Regions from separate parts of the Homo sapiens genome. Here region 1 is linked to region 2. A link is a contact called in ENCODE Hi-C or POLR2A ChIA-PET data. All regions are on one chromosome and are shown on one strand. The core of a region is the stretch at or near the end of the contact, and the rest is flanking DNA. Distances in the headings are between cores, read along the strand shown. Region 1 overlaps LINC00511 (long intergenic non-protein coding RNA 511). Region 2 overlaps LINC00673 (long intergenic non-protein coding RNA 673).

Region 1 (5,249 bases), core at 284-2,783, 210 kb after region 2:
GACAAGATCTGGATGGGCAAAGGAAGGAGATCCAGCTCACGTTTCAAGGGTGAGTTTCCACTCTCGTGCCAGCGTTAGAGGGGGATGCTAGGGAGAGACAGCGCCCCTGACATCCCCCCCAGCTCTAGACCTCTGTTGCCACTTGGCTTTCAGACATCTGTCCCTCGGTGCCTCTCAGATCTAGCACATCCAAACCAGACCACTGATCCTGCTACTCAGTTCTGAACCATTCTTGGACCTCCTGATGATGTGTCATGCTATTTTTCCAGATTTCTCTTCCTGGCCACCCAGGCTTAAAGCCTCAGGGCTACCTCCACTGTGCCCTCTTCGACATGTGGTCAGTTGCTACCCCCTCCCTCCACAATCCTACACTCCACCATCTTACCCATCCTGTCTTTTCTCATTTTCTTCCAACTAGACCGGTGGCATCTACTTCTAACTGTCATCTCTAATCTCTTCCCCTTTAAATGTACCCTACACACCACAGCCTGATTAATCTGTCTAAAACACAGCATGGATGGTGATTCATCTGCCCATGTCTCAACCAACCCAGCCCTTCCTTGTTCCCCAAATATGCCCCATGCTTGCCTGCCTTCATTTCTTGGCTAAAACCTTTCCTTTGCCTGGAGGAGGGGCTGCCCTTCATCTTTTTCTCCTGAAGCCAAGCTTTCTTTCATGCTCCCAAAATATTTTCATCTTCCCTCCTCCCCTCTCTCTAGATATTCTGCTTGTACCTTTCTTATGGCACATATTCCAGCTTAACTTATATTACCGTAATTCGGGGACATGGGTTCTTTCTTATTTTCCTTACCCCATTGCAAATTTGAGAGCCAGAGTCATGCCCTGTTCATTTCCGTAGTTGCCCCTGAGACCTAGCCAAACAGCTGGCACATAGTGGATGCTAAATCCCCATGCAGTGAATGAATGAATGTGGCTATCACTTAGGATATTTTCCAAAAGCCGTATGTACAATATATTTCTTGGCCTGTCTCTCTTGTCTACATAATGATACAAATCAAGGAAGGCCCTAACGAGTCCCATGTTGATTGTGGGGCATATGACTAATCCCGTAATACACTTGGACTGCTTTATGAAAGCACTTTTCAAACAGCTTTATAGCATATCTAGGCCACAAGGTTGGGAATAGATACCTAGAGATTTATTGGATCATTAAATGAACTAGGGAACAATAGGCATTGTGTTAATTTACACACACAGTGGGAGAGATCCAGGACACCTAAACCATCCCCATGTTAAAAATCAGCCCTCAGGCCCCATATAGTCTGCAACTCACCCAAAAGTACCCCCACGAGGTACACAGGAGCCTCTCCCCAGGCTCATGGAAACAGCAACAAAAGTCTTAAAGTCTTAAGTCCACCACAAAGATCTGATCGGTGTAGGTGGGGGAGGATGGGTGGTGGGAGAGAAGAGAGGAATTGTCAAAAGTGCAGTGATTTAGTGTCTGTCTCTTTCTTCCCTTCTCCCTCCCTCCCTCCCATCACCCTGCCTCCTGCACAAGGAACTATTGAGAAGGCACAGAACAAACGCTCCCTTATGCGGCTCCCACGGCGTCTCTCGGTTTGTCGGAGACAGCTGCCCAAAGCACGCTATGGTTACTCATTACCCGGGTTCCCAGGCAGGAAAAGGAGCAAACTTAATAGACTCGAACTAACCCTGAGCTCAAATACTCCAGCCATAAATAAATAAATAAGTCAGGTGTACCAGGGGAAGGGGAGGGAAGTGAACGGGGAATGGCTGGGGAGGGGTCGGCAGTGTAAGCGGACTGAGTGGGGCCGGGTTGCGGGGGCGGGGGTGGCGGTGAACACAACCCAAGAGTTTCTGAAAGGGGAGGGGAAGGATGGAGGGAGGGAGGAAAACTCTTTTCTCCCTTTGGAGGAAGGACAGAGGGTGTTTGTGTTGCTTGCTTGTCCCCGCCTGCAGAGTGGACGAGAGGCTCTCAGCTGGCCATCTGGGGACCTTGCGGAAAACTAGAACTTTGAGGGGAAAGGAAAGAAAGTCCTGTTTCTCCAGCGTGAGATGTGGCTGGGGTTTTGCTTTCCTCCTGACTCACAGAGTAAATGGTTTAGTTCATGGCCATCGAAGTGCCCATTGAACAGATGGGAAGGGCAAGGATGGAGAGAGAAGCAAAGGGACTGAGGGGCAGAGTGACTGTTGGCAGGAAGTCAGTCGTGCTCCAAAACTTTGAAGTCGTCTCTATGAGTGCTCCTCAACCCACACACTTTTGCCCCTCCCCCTACTCTGGAGACACTGGGCAACGTCTGGAGAGGTTTTTCATGGTCACAACTGGGAAGCCAGGGTGGTACTGGCATTTAGTTGGTAGAGGCCAGGATGCTACTCACCACGCTACAAGGCACAGGACAAAACCCTGTAATAAAGAATGATCCAGGCCGGGTGTGGTGGCTCATGCCTGTAATCCCAGCACTTTGGGAGGCCGAGATGGGTGGATCACCTGGATCACCTGAAGTCAGGAGTTCAAGACCCGCCTGATCAACATGGTGAAACCCCATCTCTACTAAAATTACAAAATTAGCCGGGTGTGGTGCCAGGCGCCTGTAATCCCGGGTACTCGGGAGGTGGAGACAGGAGAATCGCTTGAACCCAGGAGGTGGAGGTCGCAGTGAGCCATGATCCAGCCATTGCACTCCAGCCTGGGAAACAGAGCAAGACTCTGTCTCAAAATAATAATAATAATAAAGAATGATCCAGCCTCAAATGTCACAGTGCTGAGACTGAGAAATCCTGCTCAAGATGTAAGTCTCAGAACCCAACCTCCATCCCAGGCTGCCTCTAATTCTGCAGAGGGCATCTGTCAGTCCATAACAGGTCCATAAATTCACTCCTTCTTCCAGGGTGAAGAATGGAGAAAAATCAAAGAACAGCACATGCAACGATGCATTGGTGATCTCCTTCCTGCTAACCCTGTGGCCAAGAACACAAAGCAAACACGACCCCCAACAGAGAAGGCAGGGGAGGAGCCCACCAGTCAAACCAGCATTCCCTAGTCCCCGCCTGATCATTGAACAGACTTGAGGGGGCGCAGCATCTTTTACCTGGTCTCAGAATTTCTGCCAGTCTTGGCATGTTGGGGGCTTGGGAGGTTGCATTTTGGGTTTTGTTTTATGGCTTAATCTGGACCTCAATTCAGTCAAGTCAATGAGAGCAGGGACAGTCCCCAGTCACCATCTCAGGACCATGGCAAAATGTAATGAGCTTTTTCAGGAATTTAAAGTACTCACAGAAGGGCCTTCTGCAAAAATGAAGCATGACCCAATGAGTGTAGCCCAGCGCAGTGAGGGTGGACAACTTCAAGGCCATTGTTTTTCAGGGGGCTGTGGCAGCCAAGAGTTGCTGGGCCCTGTACAACCGTCAAAGTACTCCCAGGAATGCCACTGGTCTTTCCACAGTTGTCCAGGGGTGGAGAATCCACTGAGGGTCAATGACTCTGTTACAGTCATGTCAGTACCTTAAAGGTTTGTGGTGGGGGGCTGTGGAGGAGTTGGGGAGGGATTATATCTGTAGTGTGTGCGTGTATGTGATGTGCATGTGCATGTATGTAATGTGTGTGTAGATGTGTGTGATGTGCAATGTTTGTGCATATGCGTGTGCTTGTACCTGTATGTGATGTGTATGCATGGCATGTATGCATATATATAATGTGTGTGTGTACGTGTGTGCCTGTGTGTGTGTGTATGACACACCAGCTGATCAATGCCAGAACAAGAAGACCAAGGAAGATTCCAGAGATAAGACTGTCCTACATCTCTGATTGATGGGCATCTTTGAAGACGTAGGCTAGCATCTAGAGGCTTCGAGAGGAAGCTCTGCAATTTCAATTCCTGTCTCTGCTACTTCGGAGCTACGTTACCTTGGGCAAGATGTTTAATTTCAGCAAGACCCAGTTTTTCTCGTCTCTGTAGAGGGGCAATAAAAGGACCTACCTGTGGGTTTCAGGAATTAGTGAATTCATGGAAAGCACCTAGCACTGGGCACAGAGCAAGCACACAGATGTTGCCTGTTCCAATTATCACTGCTTCAGGAGACAGTTCTTCCTGGAGTCTAACCTAAGGCTGCCTGCCTCCTTCCCTGCCTCCGAGGGACTCCATTCCCCTGATCACCATCTCTGTGTGACACAGTCCTCTTGACTTTAGCTGCTTGTCTTTGGGAATGTCAAAACTCAACACTCCAGCTGTCCCCGGTTCATGTAGCCCAGCCAGGAAGGAACCGGGGGAGCTGATCACCAACTCTCAGCCTCACACGTACCTCGGGGACCCCAAAACATTTTCTGGTGGCCCAGCAGACTGAAAAAGTCTGGCTGGGGTTTTCCCCCTTTGTGCCTGCAGCCAATGCCAGCTGAGGCTTTCCCTCCTAATTCCCCAGATGCCTGACGGCGTTATTGCCACAATAAAGCAATGACAGTCCCCTATCAGCTCTCAATCAGCCTAGCCTGCCCTTCACAACCGGTTTGTCAGACCGCCCCGCCCTTCCTCGTTGTTAGCTCTCTGCTTGCTTATCTGCTGCTGGAGACAGAAGTCTCTGGTTTAATTGTGGCAAATTAATGATTGAACTCCACAGCCAACTCCTCCCCAAGTGCACGACAATCCCTCCCATTGAAGGCGCCAAGAAGGAACTCACTGTCATCGCCGAGACCAGAGTCAGCGGGTGAAGGCAGCGACCAGTTCTGGAACCACATTCAGTCCCACACCCAAGCAGCTGAGCGAAACTCTTCCTCCTCCACGAGGCCTCTCCCAGCCCTTCAGTTCATGACGCCTTGGTGAGAGAGGTCTGTATAGCAACACGGCTGCACTGAAGCTTCCTTTGTAGGTCGATCGATGGTGCTGTGCCACATAAATCACCAGCTTATTTCTCCTGGCATGTGAGCACCTATGCCCGATGAGAGCAGATACATAATCAGTGTTGAGTTAATGAAGGAGCACAGATGAGTCTCCTCTCCCGACTCAATCAATTTTATTGTATAATGGTGGCTATATATTTAATAACATGTAACTCACAGGCTCGGTTTCAAGCACTTCCTCCTAATAACTCTACGAGGTAGGTACTGTTGCCATCAACACCTGTTTTACAGATGAGGAAACTGAGGCACTGAGAGGTTAAGTTGCATGTGTAAGACTCTAATGAGTGGCAAACTAGGATTCAGACTCAGCGTCCACACACCTAAGCATCACAGTATACCCCACCCATGAGGATGCTACCCTTATATAAAATGGTAA
Region 2 (5,031 bases), core at 263-2,762:
CTATCAATCCACAAGGAATACCTGGGCAACCACAAATCCATGCATTCACAAGTACCATATTGGATTAGATGCTGTGGATACAGGAATCAGCCAGACAGGCAAACCCCACCCTCACAGGCCATAATGGAGACATAACATGGATCAAAGGTTTCCTTAGGCAAGTATGGGGCCAGAGGACAGCAAGGCCTTGAGGGAAATGCACGATGGATTCTGGGGGCATTTGGAAACCAACAGGCCCCCTTCTGTCCCTCAAAAGACCTGGGGGCCCCACTCAACCTGGTGCAAAGGAATTCTCCTTCATGAGGGCTCTAGCTGAGGCCTTGGTGGGGATGTGTGCAGTGGCCAGGAAACCCAGAGAGAAGGGCACCAGTGGCCAGAGATGAGATAATGACACTGTGGTGTTATTTGATAAACACACACACACACACACACACACACACACACACACACACACACACAGGTTTTCGTCCTAAGTTCCTAGCTCATAACTCCCATAGCCCTTGTTACAGTCTTTTGCTATAATGTTGGGCCTCAGGAAACAGAATCCCTCTCCTGCCCTCCTTACACCTGCTCCAAGACAGGACTCTAATCTTCCCCACCTTTCTGACTCATGAGACCCTCCCCAGAGAGGAATCTGCCCTATACCTTGGGGAAGGAATGCTGACGTCATGAAGCTTCCATGAAACCCCAAGAAGTCAGGGTTCTTCAGGGAGCTTCCAGATAGCTGGGCACATGGAAGTTCCTGGAGGGTGGAGCATCCAGGGAGGACAGGGAAGCCCAGTGCCCCTTCCCCCACACCTCACCCTATGCATCTCTTCACCTGTATCCTTTGTAACAGCCTTTAGAATAAACCACTAAATGTGTTTCCCTGAGTTCTGTGAGCTGCTCCAGGAAATTAATTGAACCCAAAGAGGGGAGTCATGGGAACCCCAACTTAAAGCTGGTCGGTGAGAAGTTCCAGAGGCCTGGACTGGCCACTGGTGTCTGGGGAGGAGGGGGCAGTCTTGGGTACTGAGTCCTCAACCCATGGGATCTGATGCTATCTCCAGGTAGATGGTATCAGAGTTGAATTGGTGTCAGGGAGAAACCTGCACACATTCGGTCACCAATGTCTTCCGTGTTGACTGTTGTAGTGTGAGGGCAGAGGAAAAGCACGGTTGGAGAGAGTTTTCCCTACACAGTTACAATGAGAGCCCAGAGGGACTGACAAGAAGAAAAACGGTTCAAGACATTTCTCTGCAGATGAACTGGGACAGGAGAGTCTGCATTTTAGAGTCAACTAAAAAATAAAAGGATGAAAAATCAAAAAGGCAACCAATGTGCAGACACAGAAGTGCTTGTGTGCTCCAGGCAGCTCTCTGATTGGTGGCCAAGAAGGAAGCCAGGAGTCTTTGCCACAGGTGTTGCCAGGGCCCTCTGGACACACCCTTTCATTTGGACCTGAAAACACCCCACACAAACCCAAAGTTTTGCTGACCTTCCTCTGGTTTCGTTTCTCCACCTGGTTAGTGGCCCTCTGAGCTGTCTCGGAGAGAGCCCTTTTCCCCTGGGAGATGCATGCAGCTCGCAAATTAATTGGCAACAGCCGGGTGAATCACCCAGGGACTTCCTTCTTGTTGCCGGGCAACTGCATGCACTTGGCAGTGGGACATTAAACACAGAGGGGAATGCTGTGAGGCATTTGCAAAATAAAATAAAAAGCAAAACATACAACACCACAGACTCTCATCCCAGCAGGGCTGGCCCAGCCAAGGGATGTGTGGGGGGATGAGGGAATCCACACAAGGGAGGAAAATGAGGTTAGGCCATAAGCAGATCCTAACTCTCCCTCCTCCCCACAAATCAAACTCTTCTAGATATGGCATTTGTATTCCACTAAAGACACACCTCTATTAGCCTAGAGAAAGACCATAGGAGGAGCAGGAATTAGAAGGCATCTAGAGATCTGATCCCCTAGAATTACAGGGAAGCTTTGCAAAGCTCGCTACGGAACTACCATAGCTACTGATTATGCTTCTCCATCGTACATCACTCCACAGGTTAAGTCACCTGACTGAGGTGACACAGGCCCCTCTAGGGCAGGATCCTTCCATACCCTCCCCTCCACCCCCAGTCCCTTTCCACTTGAATATTTTCATGTCTGTTGCTATGGCCACTGGGAGTTGATTAGACAAACCCTCCCAACACATCGCCTTGCCCTGTAGACCATGTTTCTGGCCTTTTTAAAAAAACCCCAGACAGAAGTGAAATCTATGTACATTCTGTGTTTGGAAAAAAAAGATGGGGACAAGAAATGGAAGAACAGTAGCAAGAGGGCTCCTGTTGGGGGCTGAATAGTAGCCCCCAAAGATATCCACACCCTGATCCCTGCAAGCTGTGAATCCTACCTCATATGGCAAAAAGGCCTGTGCAGATGTGATTAAGGATCTTGAGAAGTTGGCCTGGACTATCCAGGTAGGCCCTAACTGTGATCACAAGTGTCTTTATAAGAGAGAGGCAGAGGGAGATCTGATCCCAGAGAGGTAGTAGGCAGTGTGATAATGGAAGCAAGAGGTTGGAAGGATTCAAGGAAGGGGTCAAAGAAAACAGATTCTCCCCCAGAACTTCCAGAAGGAAGCCACGCAGATGCCTGGACTTTTGCTCAGTGAAGCTGGTCTCCAGAACTGTGAAAGAATGAATTTGTGTTGTTTTAAGCCACTACCCTTCCCGAAGGCAGGACTAATCTTCCCCACCTTTCTGACTATAGGTCTTGAGACCCTCCCCAGAGCAGGACCCGCCCTATACCCTTGGGGAAGGAATGCTGATGTCATGAAGCTTCCATAAAACCCCAAGAGGACAGGGTTCTCTGGGGAGCTTCCAGATAGCTGAGCACATGGAGGTTCCTAGAGGGTGGAGCATCCAGGAAGGGCATAGAAGCTCCACAGCCCTTCCCCCACACCTCACCCTATGCATCTCTTCACCTGTAGCCTTCGTAACAGCCTTTAGAATAAACCACTAAACGTGTTTCTCTGAGTTCTTCAAGCTGGAGAACCATCTTCTTCCTTGTCAGTCCCTCTGAGCCCTCATCGTGACTGTGCAGGGAAAACTCTCTCCAACCATGCTCTTCCTCTGCTCTCACCCCACAACAATCAACACAGAAGATGTTGGTGACCAAATCTGTGGGGATTATCCCCCCGACACGGAGCTGCGGACACCTGCTGGGTGTTCTCCAATTCAATTCTGACCACTGAGTTTGTGGTCATTTATCACACCAGCAATAAGAAACTAATCTTGTCAATACAGTGTATTTTCCGAGAGCCTTTTGAAGAGAGTATCATAGGAGAGATATTGGTAACAGTGAAGGGGAGCTGGGCAAAAGGGGTGGGAGCTGGAATTTGGCTTGGAAAGCTCAAACCAACACCCTGCAGCCTCAGCAAGAAAAGAGCAGGTCTGTGAGAGCATCTAAGGCAAGAAGTGGCCCTGGCTTCGAAGTGGAATGTTAAATTAAACCATTTGCTGACTGATAACTTGGGCAGGTGGCTTCATCTCTGAAAGCCTCAGTTTCATCATTGCAAAATAGAGATATTATTATCCACCTTGCAAAGCTCTTAGGATTAAATGAGATAATACATGAAAAGCAGCTGGCACATGGTAGATGCCAAATACACCACAACCCTTAGGAAAGAGTAGGTGTGCACAGATGAGCATAATCTGTTAGTTGGCCACTCCCGTATCTATTCTACCTTTTCCTCTTAGTAACAGAACTCTAATTTGGAGTTCACACATTGCAGATCAGAGTAAAAAGACTACATTTCCCAGCCTTCCTGTAAGTGAGATATGACCATGTGACCAAGATCTGGCCAAGGAGATTAAAGCAGAAGTGTTGCAGGACTTCTGGGGAGGCTGCTTCAAAAGGTGCTGGAAGGAGCCCAGTTTTTACTTGCCTGCCTTTACTATCTTCTGCTTTCAATGAGGACATGATGGCTGGTGCTCCAGCAATCATCTTGGACTCAGGGACATGGAAAATGGAAGGCATGCAGTCAGATGGTCTAACAGGAAGATGGGAGCCTAGATGGCTGACAACTCCACAGCTATCACGTTAGCCTTAAATGGCCTCCCTCTGGATTTCTATGTGAGAGAGAAATGCTCTTCTGTCTTAGTTAAGTCATTGTTGTGTTGTCTTGGATTTTTTTATTTTTTTTAGACAGAGCCTCACCCAGGCTGGAGTGCAGTGGCACAATCTCAGCTCACTGCAACCTCTGGCTTCCAGGTTCAAGTGATTCTCCTGCCTCAGCCTCCCGAGTATCTGGAATTACAGGTGTGTAAAACATGCCCAGCTAATTTTTGTATTCTTAGTAGAGATGGGGTTTCACCATATTGGCCAGGCTGGTCTCGAACTCCTGGCCTCAAGTGATCCACCTGCCTCGGCCTCCCAAGGTGCTGGGATTACAGGCGTGAGCCACCGTGCCCAGCCCGTTGTTGTGGATTTTTAGTAATCATCATGGGTACAATATAGCACAGATATAGGCAAGTAGGATTCAGAGTCACTCAAAGACAATGGTTCTCAAACTGTAGCCCTGATCAACAGGCTTGACATCACCTGGGAACTTGTTAGGAATGCAAGTTCCTGAGCTCCACTCCAGATTTACTGAATAAAAAACTCTGAGAGTGCAGCCCAGCAATTTGCTTTAATAAGCTCTCCAGGTGATTCTGATGCAAACTCAAGTGTGAGAACTACTAGTCTAGAGCAAGATTTCTCAACCAGGCATGCTTGGGGTGGGACAATTCTTGGTTGTGGGAAACTGTCCTGTGCATTGTGCGACGTTCAGTGCCATCCCCAGCCTCTACTCACTAGATGCCAGAGCCCCCCGCAACCTGATCCTAGGCGTGATCATCAAAAATGTCTCAGACATCGGGGTATGCCTGGGATTGGGGGAGCGGACAGTAAGAGTGTCCCCAGTGTAGAAACACTGTCCCAAAGGAGTAATTCTTAACCTTGGCTACGCTATAGAATCACCTAGGAAGCTTTTCAAAATTCCACTGTCTCAGCCT

Evidence for each region. Hi-C counts contacts between places; a loop is a spot of excess contacts on that map. ChIA-PET counts read pairs that join two places held with the same protein, here RNA polymerase II (POLR2A). Pooled maps may share reads with other maps.
Region 1: a loop to region 2 is called in a map of Calu3, with 7 times the contacts of the local background. The contact joins two enhancer-like sites. A Hi-C loop is called at or near these places in 1 of 168 maps with a recorded cell type or tissue (Calu3), 1 of 37 single-sample maps with no recorded cell type and 2 of 50 pooled maps. POLR2A ChIA-PET finds 5 or more read pairs at or near these places in 1 of 52 experiments (AG04449).

What each region holds. Positions count from the first base shown.
Region 1 is chr17:72,613,663-72,618,911 of GRCh38, forward strand. It overlaps LINC00511 (long intergenic non-protein coding RNA 511), which reads right to left. Exons shown (of 5, transcript NR_033876.1): 3 at 4,654-4,902. Among named protein-coding and RNA genes, the nearest start is that of LINC00673, 23 kb to the left of the region's middle. Within about 2 kb of position 1,534, at least 11 of the 41 ENCODE cell types and tissues checked have a DNase peak (open chromatin) inside an H3K27ac peak, as active enhancers do.
Region 2 is chr17:72,406,024-72,411,054 of GRCh38, forward strand. The region is part of intron 3 of LINC00673 (long intergenic non-protein coding RNA 673); the gene reads right to left. Among named protein-coding and RNA genes, the nearest start is that of LINC02003, 66 kb to the left of the region's middle. Within about 2 kb of position 1,513, at least 12 of the 41 ENCODE cell types and tissues checked have a DNase peak (open chromatin) inside an H3K27ac peak, as active enhancers do.